Regions from separate parts of the Mus musculus genome. Here region 2 is linked to region 1. The links are chromatin loops, found by intact Hi-C in ENCODE. Cell type or tissue: heart. All regions are shown on one strand. Each heading gives the region's core, and the rest is flanking DNA. Links, peaks and the distances in the headings are about the cores only. Region 1 holds the start of Iqsec2 (IQ motif and Sec7 domain 2). Region 2 has its middle 18 kb from the start of Tmem29.

Region 1 (12,388 bases), core at 1,936-9,935:
TGTTACATATAATTGTGTATGCACGTGTGTGTGTGTGTGTGTGTGTGTGTGTGTGTGTGTGTGTCTGTCTGTCTCTGTGTGTGTGTTGTGTGTGGGCATGCCTGAGGTTGATGTTGAGTGTCTTCCGAATCAGCTCTTCACCTTATCCTTGAGATAGGATCTCTCACAGAACTTGGAACTCACTGACTGGTTAGACTGACTAGCTGACAAGATTCATGAATCCTCCTACAGGGAGGAGGGGGGGTGTCTCCACATCCCAGCGCTGGGATGACAGGGGTGCACCAAAACACCCAGCTTTTTAGTGGGTGCTGGGAATCCTATCTCAGATCCTCACAATTGCACAACAAGCATTTTATCCACTATGCCATCTCCCTAGCCCACATATATCTATATCTATATCTATATCTATATCTATATCTATATCTATATCTATATCTATATCTATATCTATATCTATATCTATATCTATATCTATATATTAATGCAGTTTCTGCATATGAGAAAAACATACAAAATGGTCTTTCTGTGTCTGGCTTATTTTGCTTAGCATGATTTCCAGTTCTATTCATTTTTTCTTATAAATGACACTACTTATTTCTTTTTAGGGGTAAATAAAACTGCACTGTTTATATATACACATTTTCTTGATTTATCTGTTAATAGGCATCTGCACTGCTTCCATATCTTGGCTTTTGTGAATAGGAGTGCAGATCTTACCATCTCTCATCTAGATTGTTATATGACTTCTTCACTAGATGTTTTCAAGTCTATCTTATGACCTGCACTTCTAGGGAGATTGTTCCAAAATGTGACTTTCAATATACTGTGCAACAGACACCTCTCTCCCTAGCTTAAAACTCTAAATTTCTTATGTCCTCATGATTTGGGATGACCAATGCTCCAAGGTCTCCTCCTTTTTGATAAAGCTCCCTGTCTCTCAGGTGCTGCTCTAGTTTGCTTTGACTGATAAATGTCTTGCTTCTCTTTGCACTTATTTCATGGATGGATATACATGGATGGAAGGCTGTTCCCCCTTCCTTAACGTCTCATTTGGCCCCAATTCCCAGCAACCTACGTGTAGTCCTCTTTTACCTAGACAACTCCAACTTGTCCTCTGAGCCTCCATTCAGAGACCACCTCCTGTAGGAAGCCTTCCCTGATGTGTCTGGGCAGCCACCAATCCTTACGGTACTTCCTGTCCGTCCCTCTGGCAATATCACATTGAATACCACTGTATTTGTATCTGTTTCCACAACTGCTTTCTTCACCCTGAGCCCAGAACCATGCAGTGCAAATACACCAAAGCCCACTTGTTAAGGGCACAAGGTGCCACATGCACCAGACACACAAATATTCACTTCGTTAACCTCTCTCTTAGAATTGTGGGGAGTGCTTACATGGCCTCTTACTCCTTCCCCTCACATAGCACAGAGCTTTACAAAACTATCGTTAGTAATGATGTTTATCAATAAACAAACATGTACTGTGTGCTGTGATTGGCTTTGTCATATTCAATTTTTCACAAGCACAGCTGAATTGCGTTACTCAAGAAGTGGCTAACACAGCAGATGTGCAGTTGTGTGAGGTGCCAGTTAGGTACATCACATCATATATAACAACAGCAATTTTTTTCCAATGCTGGGAATAAACTGAGCTCTACCCTAAAGAGAAAATAACTAATTTATTTACAATTCTTCCTCATGGCAAATGTTTATTATTCTTCAGGGAATACAACAGAAAGTGAGCCCAGGCCCTTACACATAGTAAGGACTACACCATAATCTCTAATGACAGTAATTCTAACATGATTATATAGAAGAAAACCTTGGCTTGGGTGGAGGTTTAAGAGAAAATGACCCCCATAGACCCATAGTGATCTATTAGGGCACTATTAGGAGGTGTAGCCTTGTTGGAGTACTTGGCTTTGTTGAAGGAGGTGCGTCACTAGGGATCAGGCTTTGAGGTCTCAGAAGCTCAAGCCAGTTCTCTTTCTGCTGCCTTCAGATCAAGGTGTAGAACTATTGGCTCTTTCAGCACCAAGTCTGCTTGCATGATGCCATGCTTCCTGCCATGACAATAATGGACTAACCTTCTGAAACTATAAGCAAGCCTCGATTAAATGCTTTCCTTTATAAGAGTTGCTGTGGTCATGGTGTCTCTTCACAGCAATAGAGACCCTACGACAATTTGATTCAGGTGAGTGTAATACACTGTAACCTGAGATCCAGTAGGAAATCATAAGACCTGGATATACAGTCATACTAACCTTTTAAGAAAGCACAAGAACCATACAACTGCACTCTTATTTCCATGCGCCAACAAAAAAAATAAATGAAACTTATAGTCTAAAAAAGATCACATAATGCCACATAAATGCATCTTCTATGAGTGAAGGGTACCTCTCGGGTGATGGTGGTGGTTCATTTACATCTAAAGCATGAGAGGAACAATCCCAATCAGTCATATAACTGGCCTAGCCATCTTTGTTTTGGCTAAGATATGATAGGACTGTTTTCACGGTGTTTGTCGCATTTCGCCTCTAGGGGGCAGGGAAGTATCATCTATTCTTGTCTAGCCTTAGCCGATCCCCACCAAGGAGGAAATAAGGCATCTCTTCACCTTTCTTCCCTGTGACACTGGCTCCTGCCAGGGAAGGAACCAAAAAGGCCAAGTCTATTCCCACCCCAAGATGCTGTGCGTGGCCTTGGTTATCTTCTCAATAAAGACTGGATGGAAACAAAAAGGGGAAAAGAAATGGAAAAATTTATAAATCAACAACTTGTAACCAGACTTGGGTGAACTGCATACAGGTCCTGTACAGGACTGCCTGGTTCACTCAAGGGAGAGGATTTTGTTCCAAGGATCAAGAATGTCGCATGACACAGACATGGCATGCTAAGGAGATACAATGATGAGCAGTTGGTCTGTATATTTTTGTTTGGTTGGTTGGTTTTTGGGTTTTGGGTTTTTTGGTTTTTCGAGACAGAGTTTCTCTGTGTAGCCCTGGCTGTCCTGGAACTCACTCTGTAGACCAGGCTGGCCTCGAACTCAAAAATCTGCCTGCCTCTGTCTCCCAAGTGCTGGGACTAAAGGTGTGCGCCACCACGCCCGGCAGCCTGTATATCTTTAAAAGTCTCATCCAATCCTGCTTCTCTGTCACTATATGAATTGGGAGACCACTGGGTGTAAAAGGCAGGAAAGTCATAAGCCAAATGCCTCCAGGGAGCAAGTGGAAAAGGCCAAGAGAATTTTGAAGTTGACATTTCTCTCAAAAGGAGTCCAGAATAAAGAAAAACTGAGGTACTGGGCCATTAGCTCACCAGGACTTAATTAGACATTCATGTGTTTACTCAGAATTGACTGGGCAGCTATGTGTTATGCAAAGTACTTCCAAGTTCTTCGGCCCTTTGTTATGCCCCCTGCACCAAGCACAGAATCCAATACAAAACTTGTACTCAATACATGTCAGTTAAGTCACAGGGTTTCCCAACCTTCCTGATGCTGGGGCCCTTTAATACAGCTCCTCATGTTGCAGTGACCCCCAACCATAAGATTATTTTGTTGCTACTTCATAACTGTAATTTTGCTACTGTTATGAATTGTGATGTAAATATCTGATATGCAGGATAGCTGATATGCAACTCCCAAAGGAGTTGCAACCCACAGATTGAGAACTGCTGTTTTAGAGGCTAGTAGGAGGCACAAGATGTGAACAACTACGGAGGTATTGTAAAAAGCTAGACCTGGGGCTAGAGAGATGGTTCAGTGGTTAATAGCATTAGTTGCTCTTACAGAGGACCCAGGTTTAATTTCCAGCACCCACAATCTGTAACTGCAGTCCCAGGGGATCTGATGCCCTCTTCTGGTCTCTACAAGCAGAGAATGCACACTGAGCACAGATGTGCAGGCAAAACTTCCCTATACATAAAGTTAAAAAAAAAAAGGTTAAAAAGAAGATAAAAAGGATAATCTGCTCATTGCAAACGCCAAGGATAAACTGAGCATTAAGAACAACCAATAAGGGCTGGTGAAATGGCTCAATGGTTAAGAGCACTGACTGTTCTTCCGAAGGTCCTGTGTTCAAATCCCAGCAACCACATGATGGCTCACAACTATCTGTAATGGGATCCAATGGACTCTTCTGGTATGTCTGAGGACAGCTACAGTGTACTTACATATAATAAAAAATAAATAAATCTTTAAAAAAAATGAAGAAGGACCAACAAGGGCTTGGGAGATGGCTCAATAATTAAAAGTACTTTTCGTTCTTCTAGAAGACCCAGGTTTGATTCTCAGCAACTCACATGGCAGCTAACAGTTTCAGTTCAGGGAATCTAGTGCCCTCTTTTGGCCTCCATGGGCACATATGTGGTACACATACATACATGCAAGCAAAAAAAAAAGCCACAGACACAAAATAGAATTTTTTTTAACAAATTAAGGACCACCAAATAAACACAGGAGAGGTGTGAAGAGGTGTTAGCTAATTCAACCTTAAAAATTCAACCAAAGATGAGGGAACAGCATTAGTCAAATCACAGAGACCTGAGTGAGCTGATGATGGCAGCACAAGGCTAACTCAAGTCTGGACTGAGGACAAGGGACTCACAAAAATGAGAGAAGGGGAATCTGTGGACAGAAACAGAAAGACAATGAAAAACATAGGAGCCAGACTGAAGACATGGCTTGGCTCCAGCTATTCAGAGGCTTAACAGAAATACATGGTGGCAACAATCAGGAGGTAATTGTAAGAGGGAACCTCTGTCGGAGGAAAGCCGGAGTCGTGACTATGGTCCATGTCTCTAAACCCCTCTTCTGGCAGGGAACAGTGCATTGAACGATTGAGAGCCATACAATTCTAGGTCTCATCAGCAGGTTCCTTTACAGCTCCTCTCTGATTCCTCATTTCCTCATCTGAGGATAGCAGTAACACCCACCTGGCAAGGGGTTTGTGACAATGAGATAAGACATGGGGCTGCCTGATGGGTAAGAATGTCAAGAATGCTACAGGCTCTGGAGCCCAGCCTGGGTTCCTACTAGCTCTTTTGTAGTCCTGCCACGTATTCACTTAGGGACCTTGGCTGTGTTACCTGAAGTTTCTAGACCTCAGCTTCTTCATCCGTAAAATGGAGTTAATAACAATTTACATAAAGGGATGCATGTGAAGACAGAAGGAATGATTCCATGGGAAGCACATAGAAGGCAGTGTCCAGCACACAGTAAATGCACTAAAAAAAATGTTAGCTATTATTACATAAAGCTGCATAGGATAGTGCCTACCACCCAGAAAGCTGAGACTCAATATGAACAGGGCCTCTTCACCATGCTCCAGGCTTTTACTCTGCCCCCAGCAAATTCAGAGGCCATAGTAGGTAGGTGGACAGAGAAAGAACAGGCAGCGAACGTCAATTGAACACCAAGGGACTGTGCACTTCTTCAAAGCACCTTCCTCTACTGCCCAGGTCCTCAAACAGTGGCCTGGCTCACTTTGGTCCCTCTATCCTCTGAGGAACCCCACCCTTTCGGTTCACTTTGTCCTCTGTACTGTCTATGGCCTGACTAAGCCCGAAACCCTGTCTTCCTGGCTGGTGGGAAGAGGGCTCTGCAAGTGCCAAGAGCATGGTGTTTGCTAAGCCTGGTGGCCCCTCCTGCTCTGTGAACACAGCCAAGAAATATTTGTGGATGACAACAACCCCATTCTTGCCCCAGATCCAGACAGAGAAAGCAAGACTCCCAATTCTCCTTAAACTTAACGTTATCATTTTCTCCCATACCAGCATAATGCTCACAACACGGCAGAGGGGACAATAAATAGTTTCCCTCCTAAAAGGAAAGAGAGACACCCTAGAAAAAGAATCCAGCACGCCAAAGGGGACAGACTTCCCCCAGAGCCTCACCCTGGGATTGCTCTCACGTATTCATTTTCTCAGTAGCCTGGGCCCCTATGGGGAGCATGCTGACAACCCAGCACACGCACATGATGATAGTTCAGCAGTGAAATGGTAGGACTATGCATCGCCCTGGGTGCCAAGAACACCACGCTGGCGTTCTCTAGGTTCAGTATCTAAATGTGAGCTAGCTTGCACAGGGGGGTGGGGTGGGGAGGAGGGAGCAGAGGATAGACAGTTACCACTATACTGGCTTCAACCCACCACTGCATACAGCAGAGATAAAAGCTAGGCCCATGCAGAAAATGTAGGAACAGAGCTCTCTTGGGCACAGGGCACTCAGCAGTGAGTCCTAGCCTCTAGAAATCATTCTATGTGCCAGAACTGTAGTGTGTTGGGGGTGGGGTGGGGGGGGAACCAAGCTTAACAACCAAAAAAAAGATCTCTTTTTAAATCATGGCAGGAGGTGAGAGCTCCACATAAAAAGATCTGAGTATTAGTCAGGATCAACAACTAGTAAGCAAACAACTAAATCCTCATGTAGCAGTGACCAGAAGGAGGTAGGGACTCATGTTGCTTTCTGTCACACTAGGAAGGCCACACCCAGAGCCTGGCAGCAGAGATTCTGGCATTCTGGAACCTGTCCAGAAGAGCAGTAGGGAAGGATGTGGGAGTCCTGGGTAAATGATCCGAATAAGGATGGGTGATGCCCAAAGCAAAGAAGGCCCAGTTCACAGGAACGGGAGCATGTTGTGTTAGTAGCATGACCTCTGATGGACATCACTTCTCAGAGCCCTGGGTTTCTTATGCTGTGACATGATGGTAATGACAGATGCACAAAGGGTTGTTGGGAGAACTGAGTCTGGGGCAGAACAGGCTCCCAACAAGCTACATCTTGACCCAGGCCCTAGTCTTCCTAGTCTGTCCACCAGAGGGAGCCTGGGGCCCAACAGAGCCCAGCCTGTACCAGCTCTGCCTGTCCTCCCCCAATGCTGCAGCCTCAGCTGCTGAACTCCCACCCTGCCTGCCCGCGCTTCCAACAGCAGCCTTCTCACCCACTCCTTACAAACCCAGAACAGGCCTAGCAGGGGAGTCGCTTGCAGCAGCATTGGTTACAGCAATGGCTACAGGTTCTCCTGACACCGGGCAAGGAGGAAGGTGGGAAAGAGGAAGACAGCTGTCTTTTCTTCTCATCAACTCCTCCACTCATTCCAGACCCATCTCTTCTAGTTCAAAACCTGGAGATACCTAAGGCTCTTTTGGCTTTTCCCAGTTCAGTACCTCAGCAGGTCCTGAGGCCAAGACTCCTAGGAGTAGTTAAGCTGTAGGGAACAAATAACATGCCTTTAAGACAGGCAGACTTAGATTCTAGTCGCAGCTCCATTAGCAAATAGTAGCATAACCTTGAATAAGGCCCCTTCATCTTGAAGCCTCAGTTTCTCCCTCTCTAAAATGGAGTTGCTGATGCTCACTGAGTGGGCTGGGCTGTGAAGTCCAAAGGAAGCAATCATAGATAGGCAAGCAGTTAATATGTGGTTGAGAGAAACCCAAAGTGTTATTTAAACCTCTTTATTAGCCAGTAGGAAATGTGATGCAAGGGATTCCAACAAGCAACCTGGAAAGTGTACAAAAAGAAGGAAGGAGTCAGAAGCAGGCCCGCAAGGATGGCAGAAGGGCAAATGGGCTTCCAGCCAGCCAAGAAAATCAGACCTGATGTCTGCAGGGTAGAGAATCTGAGAGCAATGGAATTCGGAAATTGAGAAAGATTCAGGTCTTTTCATTGGGCTTAATGCTCAAATCAGGAACTATATGCTTCCTCCAGCTCTCTCAGACCCCCTTTAGACTTCAACTGGACCACTCAGGCCAGCCACCACCCCCATCCCTTGAGGCAATGTACTGCATCACAACTGGCTAGGTTGAAAAGTTCTCTTGATTTTATCTCAGATGTTCCCTCTGTTCCTGGATCTGCCCCCTGGAGCCATACATATTGAGGTTGCTCCCTCCATCACAGGCCTGACCCCTCTAGAGAAGTCTGCAACCAGGCTCAAGGACCACAATGCCCCATCCAGTCTTTCTCTGCCCCCCATTCTGGGGCTGTCCTTCTACCTCAACACTCAGCTGAGGGTGCACTGCAGTGGAGCCCAGCCAAGCCCTCAAGCTGCAGCTGCTGCTCCTGGGGCCCAGCCATCTCAACCCAGCACCCCAGCCTGCTGCCTCACCATGGGGGAGTTGCAGAGAGCTGTCTCCCGGCAGATTTCCTGAGGCAGAAGGCTTCCCCACCCCCAGCCCAGCCTCCAAGAGACACTCCACTAGTTGTGGCACATGGTAGGACCAGCTGAGCAGTGAGAGGAGGGGGAAGCCTGTCCATTTGCTAAAGGACTTCAGACTTGCTCTTTGGTGTGGTTGGGTTAGTAACATACCCATTGAATCTCAGTTGGCAGTCCCTGGCTTTAAAAAAAATATCTAGGGGAAATCATAGACTGGCAAAAGAAGGGACTCAGTCAAGGTCACAAAGCCAATCTGCAACAGAGCTGGAAGGGGACGCCAGTTCTCCCATCTCCCAATTCAATGTTCTTTTCAGTATAGCAGTAAAGCAATAGGAGGGCCTTTAGGGCATCCCTGTGAGCCTTCGTGCCCTTGACTCACAGCCTAATACATTTATCCCAATCAGCACACAATGGGATCTACATAGGAAAAGTAGATCCTGTCCATGTCCCATCAACTCAGAAAATATTCCTAACCTGTCTCAGACACATGTACAAACCCCAGCACAGGTCTGAAGCTGATCCAACAGATGGGAGATCTATGGACTTCCCTTCCTGGTAGGGCTCTTTAAATGGGTGTTGTTTTTCTTGAAGGGTGGAGACCAGCTGGACTTTGAGAAACTAACCAAGGGCCTAGCCTCCATCTTTGCTCCCCCATCTTTGCCACCATCACCCCCCCTCCCCATGCCAAGATGTGCTGCAGTTCCATTCTGGTCCCCACCTGCCTCGAGACGAGATCACCCCCCCCCAAAAAAAAAAGGTGTGTAGGAGTGTTTCTCTCTTTAGGGGGCTTGAGTTGATACCACCTCTGTCTAAAAATTATTTAATCCATCCTCTGGAAAGGATACAGCTAGGGGCTGAAGAAGTGGAGGGAGGTAGTGGGAATTGCTTTAGTCTCTAACTGGCTTTGGTTCTACAGGGAAAAGAAGCCCGCACTCGTCTGACCAAACCAATGTGTGGTGGCTAGGGAAAGCATGTCAGCCGGTTGAGGAGAACCTTCTCCCGATTGGGACAGGCGAAGCAGGAAATGGGATCAGGCATGGGCTTCATATACTTTATCTGCCAGCTAAGTTGGAGAGGGATCTAGAGGGAAAGGAATGGGTGGGGTGGGGGCCGCAAACACATTCCTTACTTTCTCTGGAGGGTTGTAGCCGGGCTGGTGCTGGTACTGGTGCTGTGACCTCCGCCAGCGCCAGGACTGGAGCTTCTGGATGCGCCACGACTCAACTGGCCCCGCTCCCGCGGTGGCCGCTGCCCCACGCCCACCGCCGCGGAATAGCCGGCTTCCTTCTCGCGGCCCGGGTGCGCTGGCCCAGCCTCCCTCCCGCCACGCTCGCGACCCAGGGCTGGGTTCTCATGGTGCAGGTGGCATTGGGCCACGTCGCGCTCGCGGGCTGTGTAACCGGTAGTGTCCTGAAGTTGATAGGAGGCTTCTCGCTCCTTATCCCGATAGATAGCTTCCCGGTTCTGGTAAGCGCCATCCCGGTTCGGGTAGCCCACGTCCCGGGACGCCTGGTGGAACTGGCTCTCCCGCAGCTCGCGGTGGTGGAACTGGGTCTCACGCAGGTTCTGGTACTGGCTTTCGCGGCCAGGACTATCCCGTGCGCCAAGGGGGTCCCGGTGCAGTTCCCCACGGTGCAGCTGGCTCTCCTCCCGCAGGTCGCGGTTCTCCTGGGTGAGCTGGTCCAACTGGCCCTCCAGCTCTTCTATGCGCCGCCGCTGGGTCTCCAACAGCTGCTGCTGACTCTCGATGATGTTGTTCAGCTCCAGCAGGTACTCCACCGCCCGGTTGGGGCTCTCAGATCCCGGGCCACCCGGAGGACCGGACCCCGCCTCCATCCTGGCGGCCCAGGGACAGGGGAACGGGCAGGAGAGCCCAGTCCCCGCTCGCTCACGGCGCCACCCTCCCCCGGGCCCAGCCGGGGGAGGGGGCCGGCGGGACGCGAGGGCGCGCACCGGGCTCGGGGGCCCGGGGGCCCTAGGGGGCCCGGGAGACAGCGCTGGGGCCGGCGGCACGGGGCGCAGGAGCTAAGGCTACCGCCGCCGCCGCCGCCGCCGCCACCACCACCGCCACCGCCACCGCCAGGGCTCGGAAGGACGCGGCCCACGGCGCTCCGCCCGCTGCGGAGTCACTGCGCAGCGCGGCCGCGCGGGACCGCCCCGGCCGCCGGCCCGCCCCCCGCCCCTGCCCCCACCCAGCTCTCCCGACCCGCCCCCGCGCGCCCCACCTGCAGTCGCCACCAACACCCTAGCTGGACCAGCCCCAAAGCACTGGCACCTCAGCTGGATGCCAGCCTTAGCTCAGCCTGCAGGAGATATCTCCATTCCAACTGTCCTGGGGTCTTCACCTAACAGCCTAATGAAGTCCTCCAACCTATTCTAATATGCACTGGCCCAACAGGCCCAAGACCCAAGCCGTCAAAACACCCAGCCCAGGCAGTCTCCAGACTCAGTCAACTCAGACTTCCAACCCCTCAGTCGGCCAACCCCACTCAGTATCCCATTCCTTATCCCAGCTGGCTTCTTGTTTTAGATGATCTCCTTCCAGCTCCATGACAATCTCTTGATTTTTCATTACAACTAGTCAGTCTATAGACCATTACTCCATCTCAGTACTTCTGCGTTTCTCTAGCCTTGTGATCCTCCAGCCCACCCAGTCTGTAGTTCCATATCCCAGACAGTCCCTGGAATTCAACTACTACTACTACTACCACCACCACCACCACCACCACCACCACCACCACTAACCCCCCCCCCCATACACACACACACATGTAACTCTTCAGGCATTTACCTTCAGCCCGCCAACCTCTAAATTCTTCATCCAAATCAATGCTCAGATTTCCAATCCTATCCGACCCCAGGATTCCCTATATTAGCCCGTTACTGGGTCTTTTGACCAAGGAAGGCCTTTTTGACAAGGGTCTTTTTTTGATCATTGATGATCATTTCCAACAAGCCCCAGGACTCCCCATTAGAGTCAGACTTGATGTCAAAACATCTTTCTTCAACCGTCATTTTCTAATCCCCATGGAAATGGCATCTTCTTTCATTCCACCATTGCCAATCAGTGAAGTTTTATCTTTTCATTAAGACCTGAATCAAATTCTCAGCATGGGTTTATAATACCTGTGCTTGTAAGGTTAAAGCAGGAAGACTGCTAGTATTTAGAGGCCAACCTGAACTAAGTAATGAGTTCCACACAATCCTTAGCTACAGTGTGGGATGCTATCTCAAAAAACCAAAATAACAATAGAAAGTTAGGAGCTGGAGAGATGGTTCAGAAATTAAGAGCACTAATTGCTCTTCCGAAGAACCTGGGTTCAATTTCAAGCACCCACGTGACAACTCAAACTGTAACTCCTGCTCAAGAAGGATTTTAAACACTCTTCTGGCCTTCAAGGGTGCCAGGCACTCATGTGATGCACAGACATAAATACAGGCAAAACACCCTTGCACATGAAGGGGAAGAAGGAAGAGGGAAAGAAGTAAGGAGAAAAGGAGGAGGACAAGGTGGAAGCCTTAAGTCAAATGCCTCTTTTTGAGTCCATCCCTGATTTTCCCAGTGATAAATGTTCTGTGCTTCTGTAGAGATCCTAAAGAGATTGGACAGAAACAGCAGAGTGAAATGAAAGGTGCTGAGAAGGCTGTGACTAACCAAGGAGAAAGCTCAAGAACAATGGGGATAGCCAGCTTTCTAACATAGGTTTGGGTCCAGAATGATTACAAGGCATGAAAAATGCCTTCTGAGCTGATGCAGAAGTTCTCTAGTGTGCTTAGCTAGCCACTGAGTACTGGACTTCATTTAGTTCCCACTGCTCAGGACTGCCTTGATAGAAACAGCTACAAAATGATGTTCTTAAGCTATCCTTCCATGGGCAGAAAATAAAATGGAAAAACATCACTTTCTTTGTAAAAATTTATTTTATTATTATTATTACTATATTATCATTATTAGTGTGTGTGTGTGTGTGTGTGTGTGTGTGTGTGTGTGTGCGTGTGTGTATGTGTAAAAGTGTATGCTACATATCAACATCGGATCCCCTGGAGCTGGAGTTACAGGTGGCTGTGAGCCACCTGATGTGGTTGCTGGGAACTGAACTTGGGTCCTCTGGAAGAGCAGCAAGTGCTCTTAACCTCTGAGCCCCTAAATATCAGTTCCTTTCTTTTTTCTTTTTTTTTAGATTTATTTATTTTATGTATATGAGTATGCTGTAGCTGAACAGATGGTTGTAA
Region 2 (12,388 bases), core at 1,916-9,915, 1.7 Mb after region 1:
GATGTCCCTCATCTTCTTACCCAGTCAGTTGTAGACTTAAATTAATTTTGATGGCTGTGTAGCCATCTCTTCTGTCCTTCTTTACATCTGGTCCTGAATTTCCCCATTCCCCTACCCACTCCCTCTCCCTCCCAGTTCCTCACCTCCTCCTGCCTCTTATGACTTTTTTATTCCCCTTTCTAAGTGAGATTCAAGCATCCTCGGTTGTGCCTTCCTTCTTTAGCTTCTTGGGGTCTGTGGGCATCCTGTATCTTATGTCTAATATCCAATTACAAGTGAGTACATACCATTCATGTCCTCTTGGGAGTGGGTTACCTCACTCAGGGTGATTTTCACATGTTCCATCCATTTGCCTGCAAAGTTCATGATTTTTTTTTTTTTTTTTTGTTTTTGATAGCTGAATTGTATTCCATTGTGTAAATGAGCCACATTTTCTTTATCCTTTCTTTAGTTGAGGGGCATCTGGGTTGCTTCCAGTTTGTGGCTATTATGAATGAAGCTGCTATGAATATAGGTGGAGCATGTGTTCTTGTGGTATGGTAGAGCATCTTTGGGTATGTTCTCAGGAATGGTATAGCTGGGTCTTCAGGTAGAACTATTTCCAATTTTCTGAGCAACTGCCAGATTGATTTCCAGAGTGGTTGCACTCCCACCAGCAATGAAGAAGTGTTCCCCTTGCTCCACATCCTTGCCAGCATGTGCTATCTCTTGAGTTTTAGATCTTAGCCATTGTGATGGGTATAAAATAAAACCTCAGAGTTGTTTTGATTTGCATTTCCCTGAAACTATCTCCATTTTTAGATTAGGAAAACTTTCTTCTATGGTTTGTCGAAAATATTTTCTGGGCCTTTGTTCTGGGTTTCTTCTCTTTTCTCTACTATTATTCTTAGATTTGTTCTTTTCAAGATGTTCCAAATTTCCTGAATGCTCTGGGCCAGGAGTTTTTTTGGATTTAACATTTTCTTTGAGCAATGTATACATTTATTTTTTTTAAAATTGAATATCTTATTTTATTACATTTCACATGTTATCTCCTTTTTAGATTCCCCATCCCCAGAAACTTCCTATCCCATCCCTCCTCCTCCTGCTTCTTTGAGGGTGCTCCCCCACCTACCCACCCACTCCCATCTCACTACCCTCACATTTGTTTCTTTTAATGGTTCTTCAATGTCTGGGGTTTTCTCTTGTGTCTCCTGTATTTTGTTTATGATATTTGCCCGTGTACTTTCTATTTGAGTTCCTAAGGTTTTAGTTTCTAAATTTCCCTCAGTTTTCCTTTTTTTAAAAAAAATTTATTCTATTTCTGTTTCAGAACTTGGACATTTTTATTCATTTCATTCCAGTGTTTGTGTTTTCCTGGATTTCTTTAAGGGATTTATTCATTTCTTCCTTAAAGACTTATATCCATAAAGTCAGTTTTAACGTCTTTTTCTTGGGCTTTTGCTAGGTAAGTAGGGTTTCTGGGCTCTAGTGGAGACACATTGACCTGGCTCTTACTGTGTTTTTATGCTGTTGTCTGGCCATCCGGGATTGCAATTCTTGGTGCTGATATATGGTCTTGTCTTTGTTGACTGGTTGTTTTGCTTCTTGGTTTCTGTTTACTCTCTGACTCTTAGGAGAGTGTACTGTCTGTGTGTTGCCTGGTAGGGAAATCTGGGTCCTGATAGGTGTGGGCACTGAGGGTTCCAGGTAAAATGTGTTTCTGGGTATTGGTAACTGACACTTAGGAGTGGGGATGGGCTGCTGCCGCTATCAGGGAAATTAGGATGTTCCACCAGGTTCTGCATAGGTTGAGGAGAGGCCACAGCAGAGGGTCTGTTATAGAGTTGGGGATGAGACTGGGGGATTGGACTTGGAGGAGCAGAGGGAGAGATGAGGATCTGCTGTCAGCCTACCTGCTTCTCTGGCTCGAGAGGCCTGTGGGTTCCCAGGGTGTGCCTGATGGAGTTGGGGGCTGGAATTAAAATGGGGTTTTGGGGATGAGCAAGGAAAAATCTGCGTGATCTACTAGAGGCAGGGAAATGGGAGTTGGAGGAAGTCCAGCAGGTATTCTATTGCAGAGCTGTGGATGAGCCTGGTAGATTTGAGGTTAGGTTAGTCTACCCTCTTTCCCGACTGGAGTTAAGTTGCATTTTAAAATAGTGTCTTAGTTAGGGTTTTACTGGTGTGAAGATATACCATGACCAAGGCAACTCTTATAAAGGACATTTATTTGGGGCCAGCTTGCAGGTTCAGAGGCTTGGTCCACTATCATCAAGGTGGGAGCATGGCAGCATCCAGGCAGGTTTGGTGCAGGAGGAGCTGAGAGTTCTACATCTTAATCTGAAGACTGCTAGGAGGAGACTGATTTCCAGGAAGCTAGGGTGAGGGTATTAAAGCCCACACCCACAGTGACAAACCTACTCCAACAGGGCCACACCTTCTAATAGTGTCATTCCCTGGTCCAAGCATTTACCACATCACAAATAGCATGTTAACGTTATCAACTATATAGTTATACATATGCTTAAAAATAACTGAGCATACTTAGCAGAGATGAGACCATGATCAAGAAAATGAAGAGGCCTATCCATCACACTCCCTGCAATTTCTCTAAATGCAGGAAACTCAACTCCACTTTGTATGGTAGTAGGGGTTTGCATTTACACTCTCCCTCCAAAAGTGCAATGTTACAACATAGTGTTGAATATACTAAGAAGGCTGCTTTCCTTCTTTTGAATTTTGGGCCCAAAGGGTCCAAGAGAACCCCCAAACAATATACAATGTCACCATTTCTCTTGGTAGCTTTCTAGAATCTGAAGGTTCCTATTACTGAAGAAAATGCAAACTTCAGACACAGGACCTAGAGCAATTGAGCTGAAGGACCTGAAACTCTGCTCCTGGGGCTTCCATGGGAGAAAAGCAACCGACACTCCTCCCCAGATGTGAAGCCTAAACTACAACAATGGCCACTGTAGCATGATATTCCCAAAGGTGCAGTAGTGGCACATGTCTCAGAGATAACCAGTTGCCACCTAATTGGACTTACGGCTCATTCAATACAAGGGATTTCATGCCTGGAATTATATAGACTTAGCCAACTCCCCATGGCTGCTGAAGCCATGGTACCTAGGTAAGAACCCACTACTTCCACTGTCCTAAATAGGATGGTATTTAACGGCATTCTAAATATTCATCTGTATATGCACAGGGGAAAAATGTAGACCTCTTCATCAGAGAAGCTTCTCTTTACAGCAGGTAAAAACTTTTACAAAGATCTGTCATTAGTCAGAATGCATAGAAAAAAATGGCAGTGCTTTGCCCCACCCTGATTGATATATCTATAACAGGCCCTACAGGGAGGACTCAGGAACCATCTTGGAAGAAGGAGGCAGATAGATTGTAGGAGCCAGAGGAGCAGGTAGTAAGCTGTGAGACTGTGCCTTCTGAATATGACAGAGAAATCTCAACAGTATGGTCATCTAAAAAGACCTGAACAAGGACACCAATTGACATGCCACTGGATTGAGAGCTACCTCACAAGACCACAAATTGAGCTGAAGAGCTACAGGCAATTTAGCAACCGCCAAGAGAAGGTCAATAGGTCGTTCCCCATGAGCTCCAACCCCAAAGAGGTCATTCTTTTTTTTTTTTTTTTTTTTTGGCATTTTTTTTTATTACGTATTTTCCTCAATTACATTTCCAATGCTATCCCAAAAGTCCCCCATACCCTCCCCCCTACTCCCCTACCCACCCATTTCCACTTTTTGGCCCTGGCATTCCCCTGTACTGGGATATATAAAGTTTGCGTGTCCAATGGGCCTCTCTTTCCAGTGATGGCCGACTAGGCCATCTTTTGATACATATGCAGCTAGAGTCAAGAGCTCCGGGGTACTGGTTAGTTCATAATGTTGTTCCACCTATAGGGTTGCAGATCTCTTTAGCTCCTTGGATACTTTCTCTAGCTCCTCCATTGGGGGCCCTGTGATCCATCCAATAGCTGACTGTGAGCGTCCACTTATGTGTTTGCTAGGCCCCGGCCTAGTCTCACAAGAGACAGCTATATCAGGGTCCAAAGAGGTCATTTTTTTTTATATATATACTTTTTTATTAGGTATTTTCCTCAATTACATTTCCAATGCTATCCCAAAAGTCCCCCATATCCTCCCACCCACTCCTCTACCCACCCATTCCCACTTTTTGGCCCTGGCGCTCCCCTGTACTGGGGCATATAAAGTTTGAGTGTCCAATGGGCCTCTCTTTCCAGTGATGGCCTACTAGGCCATCTTTTGATACATATGCAGCTAGAGTCAAGAGCTCCGGGGTACTGGTTAGTTCATAATGTTGTTCCACCTACAGGGTTGCAGATCTCTTTAGCTCCTTGGATACTTTCTCTAGCTCCTCCATTGGGTGCCCAATGATCCATTCAATAGCTGACTGTGAGCATCCACTTATGTGTTTGCTAGGCCCTGGCCTAGTCTCACAAGAGACAGCTATATCAGGGTCCAAAGAGGTCATTCTTAAGAACATACACATTTGAGCAACACTAATGGAACTCTGAAGATTTTATTTATATATTTTTGTGTTTGTGTGTGTGTGTGTGTGTAACAGTAATAAAAGGGTCACTAAGAGGAAACAGATGAGAGTTGGAGGAAGAAGTGTAAATACAGAAATATACAAAATAGAAAAACTTTAAAAAAATTAAAGTTCTCTATATAATACACTGGTATCCCCCACCCTAAACTTTTTGCTGCTCCTTCATAACTAATTTTGCTACTGTGATTATTCCCCAATGTAAATGTCTCAGTATTCCAACTCAGGACAAATTGGGGGAGGAAGGGGGCGGGGTGAGGAAAAAACTTTAAAGTGGAAATAGATGTTGCTGGGATGCCAAGGAGAGCCCATAGGAAAAATTCCAAATTGAAAAGAAGTGTACTTTGTACAGAGGCAATGAGCAGAAAGTGGCTTAGTTTATTCTCAGTTCAGACTGACTCAAAGCGTAAAGCAGCAAGGGGGAAAAAAAAAAATCCAGTTTACAATTTTTTTTAAACACAAAAGGCGGGGGAGTAAGCGGATAAGGTTTTGGTGTACAACATTGCCACCTAGTGGCTTGAGAAACTGAAAATCGTTTGCAGCCCAAGAAAATTATTTCTGGGTTTACGAATCACCGAGTTCGGTCAGCGGGGACTGGATCGAGAGTACACTGGATCGAGATCGAAAGTGAGGCGACGATAGTGGCAAGGCAGTATGTCCCCTGAGCAAACACCTTGCTTATATGTAAAAAACTGGAGAGGACAGATGCATAAATGAAAGGCAGGAAAACGCCCACAGCCGCAATGCGGAACTATGTGTCATTAGTGTACCAGCCAATCCAAAGACGATCTAGCTGAGTCTCAACTTGTGTCCCGGACTTCCTGCTGCTATTGCTATGGCTCCGAGGGCGGGACTAAGGAAGGCCGCGTAGCCGAAAGCAGGCTCCCTTGGCGCCCTTAGGTCCTGTAACCCTCTGTTCTGAAGGTTCCCTGGGCTTTCTTAGCACCTATAAGTGCATTCTATAGTCCCTCTCTTTTTATCCGGTCTGGCTCCCCGATTCCTTGCTGTCGGCGGTGCTGACGCGCAGACGTGCACGTCATATCTAGCTTTCTCTGACCAGTAGATGGCAATAGTGTTCTTTGCTGCTGCTATGTTCTGGTTCTCCCCCGCCCTTTGTGCTTGAAAAAAATAGAAAGACTTTTACTTTTTTCCCCTCCTTTTGTAATGCATTCCGTTCCTCTGTCTTTGCTTGGGTAAGGGCTGCTTGCCTAAGACAATTGGGTTTTGTCCTTCTGAACTCTTTTCCTGCCTCAAAACCACCACCTGAACTTTTCAACTTTATTATTATTTTTTACCCTCTAAACTGAGTGGCCTAGGCACCTCACCTCCTCTGCTTTTGGCTCCTCTAAAAGGCTTTATTTCTTCAACTTGTCCTTTAATCTAGGGACAGTTATTTGATCTAGGACAAGTTATTTCAATATAGGCTTCATTTAACCTTTTGACATTTCTGGAAGTTTATTACAATTCTTACACACAGTCCCATTATTCCATGGTCAACATTAATTGTATTTTCGTTATAATTGTCTCACTTTTTTTATTTATACCAGTACATTTAAAATACATAAACATCAGTATTTGCACCATTGCTGTATCATATTTATGCAATCATTACACTGAATCCCATTTACATGTATAACTGCTATGTGTAACATTACATTTTCCCTTTTATATTTTATATTTCCTTGTCTTAGTAATCACTTTGAAAGAGTGAACCTTTTTCTTCTAATGTGGCAAAAATTTTTAATAACTGATAATTTTTCAAAAAATACAAATAAATCTTAACTCCCTATTTTAGTGGTAGGTACCATAAAGTATTGCTTTGCTTTCTCATTCATCTTATAAAATTTCTTTAACAGCATAGCAACAGAACAGTGCCTAACAGTTCTGTGGATCTTTCAGTCTCTGTCTCTCTGTCATTAAGAAACATCATTGGGGAGATGCCCCAGTTGGTAAAAATCTTTGTGCAAGTCTGAGGACCTGAGTTCAGATCCCCAGCACATACTCACTTATAAACTGGCCATTGTGGTGCATGCATCTGTGAGGATGTGACTGCTCTGAGGTACGACTGAAGGAACGGCTTTTATTGTATGTATGAAGAAGAGTACAGTGAGAGAAGAAAGTCATAGACTAGAGGTTTGGGAAACAAACCCTAGAGGGCCAAGAGAGTAGGGGCTATAAAGTGGGTGTGGCTGAAATGACTGGGCTATATAGGAATGAGGACCTGGGTTGAGGAAGCCCACCCAGGAGCTGGAGAAATTTAGGGTAGGAGGTGGGGTGAAAAGAGCCACAGGTTTTGAGTAACACAGAGGAAGTCTGGAGGCCAGCAGGGCTTTGGTATGCTACTTGGTACCACAGAGAGCCATTTGTGCATTTCTTTTGGACCTGACAGCATGGCTCTGTAACTCTAGTGCCCAGTGAGTGGAGACAAAAGATCTCCAGGTTTTAACAGCCAGTGAGTTCCAGGTTCGGTTAGAGACCCTGTCTCAAAAATACAGTGGCGAATCACCAGGAGTTGGCATTTACGCATACCAAACCAACACAACAAACGCCTAGAGGCATTATTCTCTAAACTGTTAAAGCTCATGCATAATCGTGTATGGTCTCTGGGGGAAAATGTAGACTAAATTTTTAGGTACTACTCTTATGATACAAGCAAGCATCTAAGAGTTGTGCTTCTATTGGGCTTGAGTGTGGAGAGCCATGAGCAATTGCCATCATGAGCCTCCGCTGTGCCTAACTGGTAAACAAGTAATGTGGGCAGGTGCAAGAGTAAATTTGTGCCAAGTCACTGCCCATCCCGGGGCGTGGCGACGAGGCCCTGGGAGAGCAGCCAATCAGGTGTGGACACGCCACACTAAAGTGTATATTAGCAGCGCCTTTTTGGTGCTTGGGGTCTCCTCTTCATGTTGAAACTGGTGTAATAAAGTTGCTGCAGAAGGATCCGGTTTCTCACGCGTGTGTTCTTGCTGGCGAGACAATAGCATGTGTGAGACTTGAGGGGATGCAGGAGATGTAGACAAAGTGTAATTTTCTTTTTAAGAATTTATTATATGTAAGTACATTGTAGCTGTCTTTAGACACCAGAAGAGGGCATCATATGTTACTATGGATGGTTGTGAGCCACCATGTGTTTGCTGGGATTTGAATTCAGGACCTGATGAAGAGCAGTTAGTGCTCTTACCCGCTGAGCCATCTCACCAGCTAAAAAAAATCTCAGTTAGCCCATGCTGGCCTCCAACCCACTTTGAGGTGAGAGAGTGGCCTTGAACCTTGGCTCCTCCTGTCACCATGTCTGATATAAATTTGAATTTATAACAAATTGATATTTTTTCAGAGATGAGTTATTTATATGATTCTCAAGTCTGTGGTAACCTAATTCATTATTATAGATAATAAAAAGCTCAGGATTTTATATATATTTATAGTTTATTTCCTTTTTAAAAGATTTATATATTTATTTGTATGAGTACACTGTCACTGTCTTCAGACACACCAGAAGAGGGCATCAGATCCTATTACAGATGGTTGTGAGCCACCATGTTGTTGCTGGGATTTGTACTCAGGACCTCTGGAGGTGCAGTCAGTGCTCTTAACTGATGAACAGTCTCTCCAGCCCTGTAGTTTATTTCCTACTATACTGATTCTTTTTGTTGAGGGCGAGCTGAGGCGTGACTAAAGGCTTTGTTCTAGTTTTCACAGCTAAGCTGTTTTCCAGTATAAATATTTTGTTCTTGTAAGATGTGTAAAGGTCCCAGAAACAAAACCTCTCCTGCATTAAAGATTTTTCCGAGGCTTATTGACTGGTGAGAACTGTAGTCCTTGAGAGCTGGATTGTTATAGGTACAGAGTCAAATTAGCTTGAGTTATCTTTAACCCCTCAATAGACATTCCTTGCCCCTCAGAATTTGATCCAGCATCCTTCAGACTGTCAAGTAAACATAAATAGACCCTTAGCTTCCAGCAACCAAAACTCTTAAGTGTGTTGTCAGATAGCACCTGAGGCCTATAGCAGAGGGTTTTTAGCGTCACTGTACCCTGCTTACTGGATACTTCCACTGATATCTTTGGAGAATACCATGATTGGAGACTGATCTGGGTGAGAGACCAGATCTTTTGGGTTCAGGCATCATCTTAGAGAACCTGGCCTAAGGTTGAACTCAAGTGAATAGGCCAGTACCTAGCACCAGTTTCCAGGTTATTCCCCAACAAATCTGCACCTCCAGGTTACAAGTCTGCTCCTGGCACTTCACTTCCTAACAACCAGCAATCAGGAGGAAAACAGAAATGAAGTTTTGGGCCCAGCACCAGACAGTGATGTTAAAGGCCATAATGGTCCCCCAATCAAATATGTGCCAGGCTGGATATCTGCTTTTTGCCTCTATAAAGCTTACCTGAAACTGGGCTCCAAGCGGCACCCTCCCATTTTAATGCCTTAGGGATTGTGGTGTGGCCCAGGCTCAAGCTTGAATAAAGAGACCCTAGTGTGATTGCATCAGAATTGGCTCCTTGGTGGCCTTTTGAGGTTCACAAATGCTCCCTGGCACAACAAGGGCAACCCTGCCCCCAGGCACACACACTTTTTGGAAAGAAAGAAATGACCTTATCCTTGAGTGAAGTCAGTTCCAATAGGGGAAAGTCTGGCTCTTATATAATCTCCACTACCAGTCCTTCTGTCCAGTGAACACCACTGAGGCCAATTTCTTAACGATCTAAGGCATCCTAAGGTCCCCTCCTCCCATCTACCGCAGTTCATAGGGAGACAGAGGATCCAGAAGAGACATCTCATGAGCTGTGCACATGTGCTAGACAAAACTCGTTTCTTGGCTTCCACAGCGTTGTCCTTGTATGTTTTAGGAATCTCTTAATGCTGACAGATCACAGGTTAATAGAGGCTGTAGCTTAGCCACCTCACACTCCTTCCAAACCAGCATGTTTCCACTACCTTCTGGGTTCATTTAATACTTACATGTGAGTAAAACATATCACATTAGAATTATTTTTAAAAATATCTGAGGATGGAGAGTTGCCTTAGAGGTTAAGAGCACTTGTTGCTCTTGCAGAGGTCCCTGGTTTGATTCCCAGCCCCAATATAGTGGCTCCCAACCACCTGTAACTACAGTCCTAAGGTATCTGACACCTGGCTTCAGCAGGCACTGGGCATGCATGCTGTGCACATACATACAGGCAAAACACTTGTGTACATAAAGGGATACTTTGAAAATCCCCATTCCTTGCTGGTTTGTATTGTTTCCTAGCATGTCTTGTCTTCCATTCTTGTGCTGGGAGCAGGAAAGCATTCTGCAAACACATATACTGTAGAGTGCAACAGGCCAGGGAGACCAGTGCACTACGGTGTACTTCTTGTTGTGTTCTAAGACCCTTCATAACTGACTTGATATTTGTGTGTCACCATAGCTACAAGACTAAATTAAGGTGTTGATAGCCTCTGCTTATATAAATACTCCAACAGCTCTTAGACTGTGCCCTTACAAGCACAGATAGTCTGCTATAATTTGCTTTATCACCAATATTAGCTATTACATGGAGCGTGCGTCTGTGTGTGTGTGTTATATGTGCTGCCAAAAATTGCACATACTTTACTCATGTCTTGCTTTTTAATTGTGGTTGTCTGGTATTTAGATGATTCTAAATGATTTTTTGGTAGTTAAGTCTGAAAGCCCCACTTTCTTTTCTTGGTGCTTTGGTTGAAGTCCAGGATGGGGTGCAGGCCAGACAAGCCACACATGCTTGTTTTATGGCTTCACACTTGGCATAAAATCAACCTCTCCTGTTTTCTCGTGCCCCAGCTAAACTCTCTAAAATGTCTTGAAGACACCAAACAAATGAAAATCCAGTGACCGGGCAGGACTTTTGCTAGGCCTTGCAACTAAGTTACTAATGTGTCTTGAGGCTATTTAAAACTAGGTACTCAGTTGGCTGTCCTACTATGTGCTTAGCCTGTTTAAGTTTAGCCTGCCTTGAAGAGAACACTGTAACCGATCCTCCTATGGCTTGGGCTTTCCATGTAACCAGTTTTTAAAAAAATCTATGCTAAATACATAGATTATACCTTAAACTATGTGTTCTTCCATGCTTAGAACTCTGACACACACACACACACACACACACACACACACACACACTTTGCTCTCTCTCTCTGTCTCTCCATCTCTCTTTCTCTCTCTGTCTCTGTGTCTCTGTCTCTGTCTCTCTCTCTGTGTGTGTGTGTGTTTTGTGGTAACCATTTGCTGAAAACTGCCAACATGTTGAAAGCAACCTGAAGGAAAACAAGTATCACATAAATGTTGCGAACAATATGTGCCTGTAGTATCTATTTGAGATTTTGAATGCTATCTGGGTCAGTTGGAGTAAGTAAACAAACCTCTTCCCTTGAAAAACTATATTAAGGATTTCTGTAAAGTGTTCCACATCTCTTTCCCATACTATGCTTTTTGAGGTGTTCAATAAATATAGAGTCCAGCCCTTTGTTACAGAGACATAAACAGGGGCAGACAGCAGACTGGCAAAAGGCACTGAAAGAAAGGTGGAGAATTCAGTTTTGGACTCTGGGAGGAAGACTCTTGATTCTTAAAGTGGTTTGATATCAGCTGTTGAAGGGTGCTTTGTTCACCAACTACTTGGGAAAATCTGAGAACTTCCCACTACTTCCAAGGCTAATCTTGGCAGGATTCTAATACACAGTTCTTGGTGTCTATGCACTTGTGATTTAGTACACTTATATGTTCCTGTGTTACTCTCACCCCACTTTGACCTTAGCCTTCTCATTTATTCTGATAAATCAGGGTTCTGATTTATTAATCCCCCAGGCAACATGCTTTCCATCTTTGGGTAGGGGACAAGTGATGTGGCAGCTGTGGAAACAGATCTTTTCAGATCTTTTCTTCAGAATAGATGGAGGGCCCAAGAGCTGCTGGGAGTGTCATGGCAGAAGCAACTAAGGGATGGTGTCGCTATTGAAGGAGGAGATGAGATATGGGCTGGAGTAGTGGGAGATACTAGGCTGGAAGAAAGGGAATGAAAGGACCATTCATGAAGTTCTCAGTTGCTTCCAAGACATTATTGGAGACACCTGAATATCTTGGTCAGCATCATCTGTTATGCTATATACACCACAGTTCATAGCCGATAACATCAGACTGGAGACAGTAGGAACCTTCCTGGGCAGGCTCTTTTGAGAATGCTTAATATGAATGGTTAGTATTCTGTAATTTCCTGAGCTAAGGAAACAAAACAAAACAAACAAGAAGACCAGACTAGAGGCAGAGGTCTGGCTCTTGGCAAATAACCACATAGAGGTAGTCTGAAAAGACTGATGGTCTCTGGCCTTCTCGCTCTCTATACTGAATGCTTGCTGATAACTTCTAAAGAAATCCTAAAAATGTTCTTGCTTGTTTTGTGGTTAAAAACTACTGGCTTGGATGTGCAACACTTGTTGTCTCACAGTGGGGAACCAAATAAAAATGTATTGTTATCACTCACTTCTCTGTCCAGATAGACAGAAGCCTCCCTGACTAGGCTGGTTAACTCTTTGTGAACCAGAGAGGAGGGAAGGGATAAGAATTAAGATGCATTATACAGGCAGATATGCACAGACACATATACATTCATACATATATTTAGATTCTCATTTGCACATTAACACATTCACATTTTTGTTGGGCCCAACCGCCTGTCTCATACACTCTACAAGTATTCATGCATGCTTACATGCACACACATACCTACATACTTATGTACTGACAAACATACACATTTGGGTGGGTGGATGGATGGATGGATGGATGAATTGATGGGG

What was found. Hi-C counts contacts between places; a loop is a spot of excess contacts. Peaks named below come from ENCODE experiments on the same cell type or tissue, not always from the same donor. Only the 100,000 strongest peaks of a DNase experiment are listed, where the experiment ranks them.
Region 2: a loop joins it to region 1, with 2.6 times the contacts of the local background. A loop is called at or near these places in 3 of 42 quality-filtered maps.

Annotation. Positions count from the first base shown.
Region 1 is chrX:152,142,076-152,154,463 of GRCm38, reverse strand. Iqsec2 (IQ motif and Sec7 domain 2) reads right to left here and starts at 10,196. Exons shown (of 15, transcript NM_001114664.2): 1 at 9,285-10,196. The coding sequence starts at 9,991. In heart, for the core only: CTCF peaks have their summits at 2,538 (motif pointing right) and 6,813 (motif pointing right); DNase peaks (open chromatin) are centred at 5,593, 6,853 and 8,083; H3K4me3 peaks cover 1,190 bases; H3K27ac peaks cover 261 bases; H3K27me3 peaks cover 4,458 bases.
Region 2 is chrX:150,471,273-150,483,660 of GRCm38, reverse strand. It overlaps a transcript of Tmem29 not described here and a transcript of Apex2 not described here. Among named protein-coding and RNA genes, the nearest start is that of Tmem29, 18 kb to the right of the region's middle. In heart, for the core only: CTCF peaks have their summits at 5,087 (motif pointing left), 5,420 and 5,628 (motif pointing right); a DNase peak (open chromatin) is centred at 5,360; H3K4me3 peaks cover 705 bases; H3K27ac peaks cover 664 bases.